Regions from separate parts of the Homo sapiens genome. Here region 1 is linked to region 2. Evidence: chromatin loops called from intact Hi-C (ENCODE). Cell type or tissue: PC-9. All regions are shown on one strand. Each heading gives the region's core, and the rest is flanking DNA. Links, peaks and the distances in the headings are about the cores only.

Region 1 (4,829 bases), core at 1,549-4,048, 1.2 Mb before region 2:
CATTATATATCCCTATACATGTATTTATGCACATGTAAAAATATTTCAGTAGAATGGATCCCTGGAAAAGAAATTGCTGGGGTAATGAAATGAATTTTTAAATTTTGATTTACTGCCAAACAGCCCTTCAAAGAGGCTGCCAACTTATCCCAGCACCAACAGCAATGTGCATGAAAACCCTGAGATGCCCTGGAAGCAAGTTCATTACTGTTGGAGGCGTAAATGAAGCTTACTTTCTGTTGACCTACATAGTCTATGATCAAGGCACTAGATGGAGACGTGACGGGTGCTAAAACAGTGGTTAGAAAACTTTAGCTACGTCCAAACCAGCTGGAGGGCTTGTTAAAGCACAGATGGCTGGGGCCCACCCCCAGAGTTTCTGACTCAGTAGGTCTGAAGGATTTGTATTTCTGACAGTTTTCCAGGTGAGGCCGGTGCTGCTGATCTGGGCACCACCTTTGGACTGGGGCGGGGTTTGAATATTGAGTGAGCTTTTTCCAAAGCTCTCCAGGTGATTCTAAGGTGCGGTCAGAGTTGAGAACCTCTTCCCTGATTTTCTTCTTGATAACCCATCTTTAGGAGAGCACTTCTCAGAGAAGAATTTATTATGCAATGAAAATTTCCATCTAACATATTTGTCTTTGTAACTTCTAAAAATTCTCATCATATCACATCACAGCCCAGGATCTCAGAACCAGAGGAGCAGGTGACCTATTGAGCTCCTTCCACCACCTCTGAACTGGGTAATTCTCTGAGCTACTTGGCCCTATACCACACCTCTTAGGTACTAAAGGCAGAACTGACCATAACAATATCAGGTGGAAGAGGTTTTGTGACTTCTGGATGCCCTATTCTGTTTGTCAAAGGCTTATGTTCATGAGAGGCTAGGAAAAAACACTCAAGTGCTTGAGCTAAAGCCACTGTCTTCCTTGGGCCCCTTCTGATTCTCTGGCCTATCTGGGGCCATGCCTTGAATGCTGGCAGATATTGATCCAGCTTTTACTTTAAGTTCCTGTCGCAGTGTTGAGTGGTGGCTGAAACAATGGCAGCCACTAATGTTGATAGCTAAGCACTTACACTGGAAGGGTAGGGACTCCAGGTCTGTGTTCCTCCAGGTGGAACCTGGAATGGCTCTAATGAGCAGGACTGTCATGTAAAAGTTGCAAAAGTTGTCCAGTGTACAATACTCTGAAGCACCACCCTCACCATTTGTTGTAGACAATTTTCAATTTTCAGATGGCAAAAGACTATATGAAAAAATGAATACCCTTTTAAAATTTCTCGGTCCCATATAGGATAGGTCATCAAGTTACCAAGGGTGGCATGAGGTCACTGTTCCAGTGGGCTGGAAGAATCTGTTGTGCCTGGTATCATTGGTTTGAGACTGAGCCCATTCACTAACTTTGTTTTTCTTACCTCTGTCTCCAGAAGAGATTTCTAATCTGACAAACCAGGTTAGAGAAGGGACCAAGAACTTAACTGAAATGGAAAAGGTCAAGAAACTAATTGAAGAAGAGAAGACAGAAGTCCAGGTGACACTGGAAGAAACAGAGGTATTATCACCAGGGAGAAAAGAAAGTTTTCACTGTGACAAGGCAGAAGATCTGCATTCAGCAATAACAGCAGCACCAACAAAAGGACACGTATTCAAATGTTTATTTACTATATGCTAGGCACTCTGCCAAATGCATAATTTTAATATAATCACCGTAGGAAACTACTGTCCCCATTTTATAAAAGAGGAAATTGAGACTCAGAGAGCAGGATACACAACAGTGAATGCAAATCTCCTGATTGTAGTAAAAACAGGAACTATCTATCTTGTTCACCAGTTTATCCCCAGTGCCCAGACCCTCACTACTCAACATGTGGCCCATGGACATCGCTTGGGAGGCTGTTAGAAATTCAGAATCTCAGCCCTCTGCCCATCTCTGTTGAATCAGGATCTGCATTTTAACAAGATCCCTTGGTGGTTCATATGCACATTAATATTTGAGAAGCACTGGCCTAGAACATTGCCTGGCATGTAGTAGAGGCTCAGTAAATATTTGTCAAATGTTGAATGAATAAATATTCTCATAGCTGCCCCCTCTTTAAAGAGTCAGTCACAAAAGCTTTTCAATTTTTTTTCCCCAAAAACTTTCGGTAGTTTCAGAAATAAGATTCAAAGTGATGTTGTCAAACATTTGTTTCTGAAAGCTCATCTTTGTGCAGATTGACAGGAGGGTTTTCAGTGTTATGGATTCACAGTTCAGGAAAAGTCTCTGGCTGTATCTCTGGGTGTGCATTAGCAATTGAAAGGACCTCTAAGAAGACATTTCGCCAAAGAAGGTAAACTAACAAGGAAGTCATCTTATCATGATTCTTAGGTGGTTAAGAAGCCCTGTGCAGCCTCTTCTCAGAGCTGAACTTCATCTTCCTGACTCAGCCTTTGAACAAGTATTCAGACACATTAAAATACAGCCCTGATCCTCCCACCAGTAGAAAAAGAAAAAAGATTTTTGAAAGGTGTGGCAGTCAGTGTTAGGCAGGGGTCTCTTGGAAGGTATGGCGATGGAAAACAAGACCCCAAAGGACCACTCTGTGCCAAGCATTGTCTGTTAAATTTACCTCACCGTTGTGATTCCAGAAGAAACTTCCAAGCAAATGTGTCCATATTACCCTCTGTATAGAGTTGTCAGGCAGCAGCTCTCACCCTGTTATACATAAATGTTTCCTGAGGCTATCTAACTTTATACAGACTCCTTTTCGTTGGCAGTGTGGTGCCCTGTAGCACAGCTGGTCCTTACACAGTTGGTGAACTTTGTTTTGTTTACTCGTTCCCTTTGGTTCTCTGGCTATCCTGGCAAGGGACTTTTTGAAGCCACCACCTTAACTGAAAGAAGTAAATTTTATGATAGAAATTTCAAGTACTATGACAAGCCAATGAAAAATACAACTGGCACGGGCCATTTATGTCCTGTATAACACAGAGGCATCTTTGTGTATTCAGTCGATCATCACGTGGGTCAAGGGTGAGAATGACAGGAAGGCCATAATGCTCAAACCACTTAGTACCACTAGATGGCAACACATTCTATTCGCATTTTCTCCACTTCTGTCCTCAGCCACATCCATAAATACTTCATCAACTTGGACATGTATTTGTAACATTGCGTTATTTATTTTCCTGGGTGAGCCTTTATGAGAAACTTTATCAGATTTTTTTAAAGCCATAAAACTCACATTATCCCAGGTCATGTTCCCTAAAGATTCACTTTCTCAGTGCATTTTAGAGGGTTAGAGGTGACAGTTTCCTCTTGAAGGAACTACTACACTATTCCCTCTGAGGAAATTGTTATCCAAGCATTTGTTTTTGAGTGTGCGTTAGCAATTTTATTTTCTTTTATATTGAAGGTAGTATCAAGATAACATCAAGGGAGGTCTTATTAAAATTCCCATCATCTTTTTATTTTTATTTTAAAATTGCAACTCAGTTTTACTTTTTTACATTTTGTCATATCTGCTAAGCACGCCTCAAAAGAGGCTATGAAAAAATTACTTCTGCCCTTAGGACTGCCTGTAGCTAACTGACCACAAAATTGCATCACCCCTTATGCCCTTATATCCTTGGTATTCTGTAAGTGTTTTTTGGATTTCTTCTTTTATATACATTTTTAGCTTCAGGACGGGTTTTAAAGATTTAGCCAAACCTATGCTTTTAGAATTGAATTGCCTTTATAACATCCCTGCAAATAATTGCCTTAACTATATTTGAATACACAAAGGGGCAAGGAATCTTCTGCCTGTCAAAGAAATTCATTTGCAGTAGTGGTACCAATTATGGTGTTAATGGCTCACACTGAGTGTTACATGTCAGGTACATTGTAAATTCCTTTATTTGTTCTTCATATGACAATATTTGGACACTACCCTGTTGTTTGTTCTCTGAATACATCCAACTTTTCCTCTATCCCCTCGTGATGTCCAGAATTTAATAGAAGATTCCAGGTAGGAGTTATCACCTTCCTTGTTCTAGCTCTGATACTTTTTAAAATTTATCCCAAAGTTGGAATATGTTAGAAAAAGTCAAGGGTAATACATTAAAAAGTTTAAATATAGTCACAGACAAGAGTGAAATTTTCTATTTTAAAATAGGCTTTAAAATTCTAGTTCTGGAGCTACAGCTGAAAGACCTAAGAATGTCAAATCTATAAGTGAAATGACAAATGAAAGCAGTTGCTTGTCTCACTGTGTTGCAATCTCTAGGGACCTGGCTTGAACCTATATCTCTCCCAGTAACTCTAAGAGAGCTACATTAGCGACATATGTTTTGGGTAAAAAATACAATTTTGTCTAAAAGTGGACTTCATTTAATGCTTTTTATTTATGTATTCCAGGGAGCCCTGGAACGTAATGAAAGCAAGATTCTTCATTTCCAGCTTGAACTCTTGGAAGCTAAAGCAGAACTTGAAAGAAAGCTTTCAGAGAAAGATGAAGAAATAGAAAATTTTAGGTATTTAAGATGATTTTGATGTGTAACAATTATGTATTTCTGAATCCTTGACTAAACAGAGCTCATTATGTCTGGCTGCTTTTATGGCCCCTGTTGGAGCATTACCAAAGAAACTTAGTGTAACTCTATATTATTTTCTTTTATATACAATATCTATAATCGTGTATAGATATTCCTTTATACACAATTAGATATCCTTTTATACACAATTGTGTATAGATATTCCTTTATACACAATTAGATATCCCTTTATACACAATTGTGTACAGATATTCCTTTATATCAATAGTGGTGAGCTTACTAGCTATCTATATACGATTATTGCCAGATTTTA
Region 2 (4,902 bases), core at 1,497-3,996:
GTTATAGAGTTTTTACTTATTTGATTTTATATTGCATCTTTTTTCCCCTATGCTGAAAATCATGGCTCCTAAATGATATTAACAGAATTATTTACTTTTCTGCATAATATATATAATAGTTTCCAAAATCTACCAGTATTACAACTATTAGTAAAAATGTTAGATGTAGTTAAATACAATTAGGCTTATTTATCTCATGTTGTTTTAAAATCTAGGTTGCTTGCTGGGTGCAGTGGCTCATGCCTGTAATCCCAGCACTTTGGGAGGCTGAGGCAGGTGGATCACTCAAGGTCAGGAGTTCAAGAGCAGACTGGCCAATTGCGCCACTGCACTGCAGCCTGGGTGACAGAGGGAGACTCCTTCAAAAAAAAAAAGAAAAATCTAGGTTGCTCAATTAAAAAGAAAATTAAATCCAAAATCCAAAATGGAAAAGAACCTTAAATATATCTAACGTTTTCTTTTTGAGTGGAATATCTAATTCATAATTTCATTATTTATTTAAATTATCAGTTTTGTTCTGAACACTCTTTAGCTGCATCTTGTCAACTCTAATGTCATGTTTTCATTTTTTTCTAGAAATTCTCATTAGCAATTGATATTTCCCTTTGAGACAAGCTATGTTTAATAGGAAAATTTTAAATTTCAAAATGGGGCTTTCTTATGTTTTGATTATAAATTTCTGGTTTTATCATATTATGGTGAATATTTAGATCATTTTTATGTGATTTACTGGGGCATACATGTCTGTATTGTAAATTAGAGTCAATTTTCTAAGTGTTTTTGTATTTTTTTGTCTAATTAAGAGAAATGTACTATAGTCTGCTATTATTAGTGTATTTCAATTTCTCTTTGAATCTCTTATAATTCCTACTGTATGAAAGTAGCTGCTGTGTTATTCACTGCATACCTTTTCATAAATCTTTTATTTTCACTGGGAATTGTAGCCTTTAGGATTATAAGATGTTCTTTGTCTCAATAATGGTTTTTGGTCTGAATTTTATTTTATTGAATTGCAAAATCTCAATTCTTTCTTTTTTTAATTTGCATTTTCTCAGTAGAACTTTACCCATCCTTCCTTTCATTGTTAGCATTTCTGAATTGTTTTGTTTTAGGTGGGTCTTTGTCTTTTATATACAGCATAGAGTTGGATTTTCCTTTGAAATCAACCTGTTTTTCTTTTTGTTTTAACACTGAGGTTGAGCCCTCTGTTGGCTGATATGTTTGGTCTCAGTTATCTCCTGTATTATATTTACCTGTGTAATATGTAGCATATTTGATGGTGATACGTGCTATTGAGGAAAATAAAGGAGAAAGGGTGCATAAAAAATGCTGGGGAGAATATTCTATTTTAAATAGTGATCAGGGAAGGCCTCACGGAGGAAGTGATTTTTGCACAAACACTTGAAATAGGCAAAAGAATGAATCATTTGGATAAATGAGGTAAGATTGTTCCTGACAGAGGACAGCTAGGGCCAAGGCCCTGAGGCATAGAGTAGCTAGTGTGCTCTAAGGAACAGCAAGGGAGCTGGTGTGATCAAAGTTGGTAAGCAGGAGAACAGTAGGAGATAAGACCAGAGGATCAGATAGGGCCCTGTCAGTAGGGAGCAGAGAGTCCCTCCTTCAAGAGAAATTTTGGTACCAGATGTTGAAATAATACATCTGCCATACCACAGTAATAAATTAATAACTCTATGAGAACACATAAATAACCCTGGGAATTCCAGCCTAGGTAGGAGAGGAAACTAGGCTTGCGGGTATGATATTTTGGGTACAACTCAAATTATGCATGAAAGTAGCTTCGTATTTGCTAACTTTGGGGGTTGGATTACTAAAGCACCTTTCCCAACCCATACGATTGCAGGAATCCTTGACTGTTCTTCAAGTCTCTCATATTTCAGTTTGTAGTTCATATCCTACCTCCAAACATATCAGATATAGATAACAACTATAGCTTTTGGCTATTTATCTGAAGCTGTACATTTACAGAGGAAGAATTTTATTGCAACATTCATATTAATGAAAGGTATTTTGACTAATACATGTTCAAAAAGCATGAAAACACTAAAATTCTATACTCAGAAGCTTGATTAAAGGACAGAAAATGAGAGATTTTTTTGAATTTTTTAAAAAAGTCAAGTATTAGTTTTTAAAGAGTTTTTTGTATTTTTTGTTTTTCTTTTTATAGGAAATCTGTTTTGACAGAAAACTATATGGCAAATGTGTGCGTGTGTGTGTGTGTGTTGGGGAGGACTAGGGATGAATTCAGTCTGTAATCTAGAAAAACTGTGTCCAGGATAGGAACAGAGAAGGGACAAACTTTATATGTATACACAGGATTACTTTTTCCTTTTCATGATGTGTTTTATTTGGAAGCATTTACATGTTCTCTTTCTCTTTTCCTCCTTTTTTTTTTCTCCTGCACCTTTCTTTTTCTTAAGCTAAGCTGTCACAGTGAAATACTGTGACTAAGCCACAACTCATATAGAAAACTGAACGGTGCATTGTAAAATAGGACACAAAACAAAAGACTTCATCCGAGAGCTGAGATCATCACGAGTACACAGACCCACTGCAGTAATTCAACAGTGTTTCTCAGAGCCCAGGACAATTTTTTCAATTCGTGATATCCTACTGCCCCCTGCTGTTCATGTGGAAGCACTGACTACAGAAATTAAAGTTTTCATAACATTGCACAGGTTTTAGTGCAATGTTAGCGTGCTATCAAAGAAAGTTAAGTAGTTCAAAGATTTAAACAGAGTAATTTAAGGAATTGCTTTCTAAAAGGCTGAATATCAAAGAAATTACAAAGCAACTTTCTCTACTGCCTGATATGTTGAAGAGAACTCTAATCCAGTTATTTGGCTAATGAATCCGGTTTCGTTTTTAAGTTTCTGAGGGGAGCAGAGCAGAAGGCAATTGAGGTAGCTTAGAGATAAATTAGTAAAGATAGAGCAGGGAGTAGATGGAGCAAATGAAAGGCAAAATGTGCAAGAAGGAGGGGGTAATGAATAATTTACATCCTCGAGGGTAAAGCAGTTCAGTCCTGAACAGATCGTTTACATTCCTCAGGGGGGTCGGGCAGAAACGGGCTCCACGGAAAAGCCCGGATGGGCCATTTGTGAGCCTCAGCTCTTCTGCCTCCTGCTCCTGGATTTGATCATGGAAACCTCTCAGGGCAGTTAGGATGAGTTGGAGCCTCTGAAGCAGAGCAGAGGCACATCATCTTTAGAGCTGATTTCCTGGGCTTCTCTGCAATTTGTAAAGAGCTCAGGGGCTGTCTCCTGGATGTAAGTCAGCCCATGTGCAAATGCGTATGTGTGAGCATGCGAGTAGGATGTTATATGTTCCACGTTTTAGACTCTGAGGGCTGCTAGTTCCTGCATGGCAGACCTTCCCCTTGGGATTAACTAATAAGGTGCTAGCGTTCCCCGTCACTCAGCAAAAGTAGTTAGAAGCTTGGGGCCTTGCTTCAGCATTTGTTTTTTTGCTGGGACTCTTTCTCCATGAGGAACACGACTGGAGAAGAAACGTTCGATATTTAGAAAATTAAATGTATCCATGTTATGATAGATGTAGAAATCCAGTCCAAACTGCTCGTGAAAGATGTAGTTTTTGCTATAAGTACTATAGGAGTGTCACTTCTAAAACTTCCAAAGTTCCTACTTCAAAGGCACAATGATGGATTTTAAAAAATAAAACTTTGAGAAAACATTTACATGGTTTATTTCAGGTAACAATTAATAACCTGATTCCTTAATGCTTGGGGCTGTTACGTTCATAGCATTGCTTTTAGTGCTATCATTTCCTATTTCTCTTGTATGACATATTGTATTAGTCTGTTTTCATGCTAGTAATAAAGACATACCTGAGACTGGGCAATTTACAAAAGAAAGAGGTTTAATTGGACTTAAACTTCCACGTGGCAGGGGAAGCTTTACAATCATGACAGAAGGCAAGGAAGAGCAAGTCATGTCTTACGTGGATGGCAGCAAGCAAAGAGAGAGAGCTTGTGCACGGGAATTCCTCTTTTTAAAACCATTAGATCTCATGAAACTTTTTCATATCATGAGAACAGCATGGGAAAGACTTGCCCGCGTGATTCAATTACCTCCCACCAGGTCCCTCCCACAACACGTGAGAATTAAAGATGCGATTTGGGTGGGGACACAGCCAAACCATATCATTCCTCCCCTGGCTCCTCCCAAATCTCATGTCCTCACATTTCAAAATCAATCATGCCTTTTCAACAGTCCCCCAAAGTCTTAACTCATTTCAGCATTCACTCAAAAGTCCACATCTGATACAAGGCAAGTCCCTTCTGCCTATGAGCCTGTAAAATCAAAAGCAAGTTAGTTACTTCCTGGATACAATGTGGGTACAGGCATTGGGTAGCCATTCCAAATGGGAGACATTGGCCAAAAGAAAGTTGCTACAGGCCCCATGCAAGTCCGAAATCCAGCGGGGCAGTCAAATCTTAAAGCTCCAAAATGATCTTTTTTCACTCCATGTCTCACATCCAGGTCATGCTCACACAAGAGGTAGGTTCCCATGGTCTTGGGCAGCTCCGCCCCTGTGGCTTTGCAGGGTACAGCACTCCTCCTGGCTGTTTTCAGGGACTGGCCTTGAGTGTCTATGGTTTTTCCAGGCACACGGCACAAGCTGTTGGTGGATCCACCATTCTGGGGTCTGGAGGATGATGGTCCTCTTCTCACAGCTCCACTAGGCTGTGCCTCAGTAGGGACTCTGTATGGGGGCTCTGACCCCACATTTCCCTTCCACACTGCCCTAGCAGAGGTTCTCCATGAGGGCCCCACCCCTGCAGCAAACTTTTGCCTGGGCATCCAGACATTTCCATACATCTTCTGAAATCTAGGTGGAGGTTCCCAAACCTCAAATCTTGAC

The links. Hi-C counts contacts between places; a loop is a spot of excess contacts. Peaks named below come from ENCODE experiments on the same cell type or tissue, not always from the same donor. Only the 100,000 strongest peaks of a DNase experiment are listed, where the experiment ranks them.
Region 1: a loop joins it to region 2, with 16 times the contacts of the local background. A loop is called at or near these places in 10 of 110 quality-filtered maps.

What each region holds. Positions count from the first base shown.
Region 1 is chr3:108,405,004-108,409,832 of GRCh38, reverse strand. MYH15 (myosin heavy chain 15) reads left to right here. Exons shown (of 41, transcript NM_014981.3): 32 at 1,429-1,553; 33 at 4,380-4,495. Among named protein-coding and RNA genes, the nearest start is that of MYH15, 100 kb to the left of the region's middle. RefSeq lists enhancers at 2,787-2,846, 2,907-3,006. In PC-9, for the core only: CTCF peaks have their summits at 2,902 and 3,102 (motif pointing right); a DNase peak (open chromatin) is centred at 3,062.
Region 2 is chr3:107,233,773-107,238,674 of GRCh38, reverse strand. The region is part of intron 1 of LINC00882 (long intergenic non-protein coding RNA 882); the gene reads left to right. Among named protein-coding and RNA genes, the nearest start is that of LINC00882, 4.4 kb to the left of the region's middle. RefSeq lists a silencer at 2,692-2,741. In PC-9, for the core only: CTCF peaks have their summits at 2,449 and 2,649 (motif pointing left); DNase peaks (open chromatin) are centred at 1,864 and 2,574; H3K4me3 peaks cover 820 bases; H3K27ac peaks cover 1,055 bases.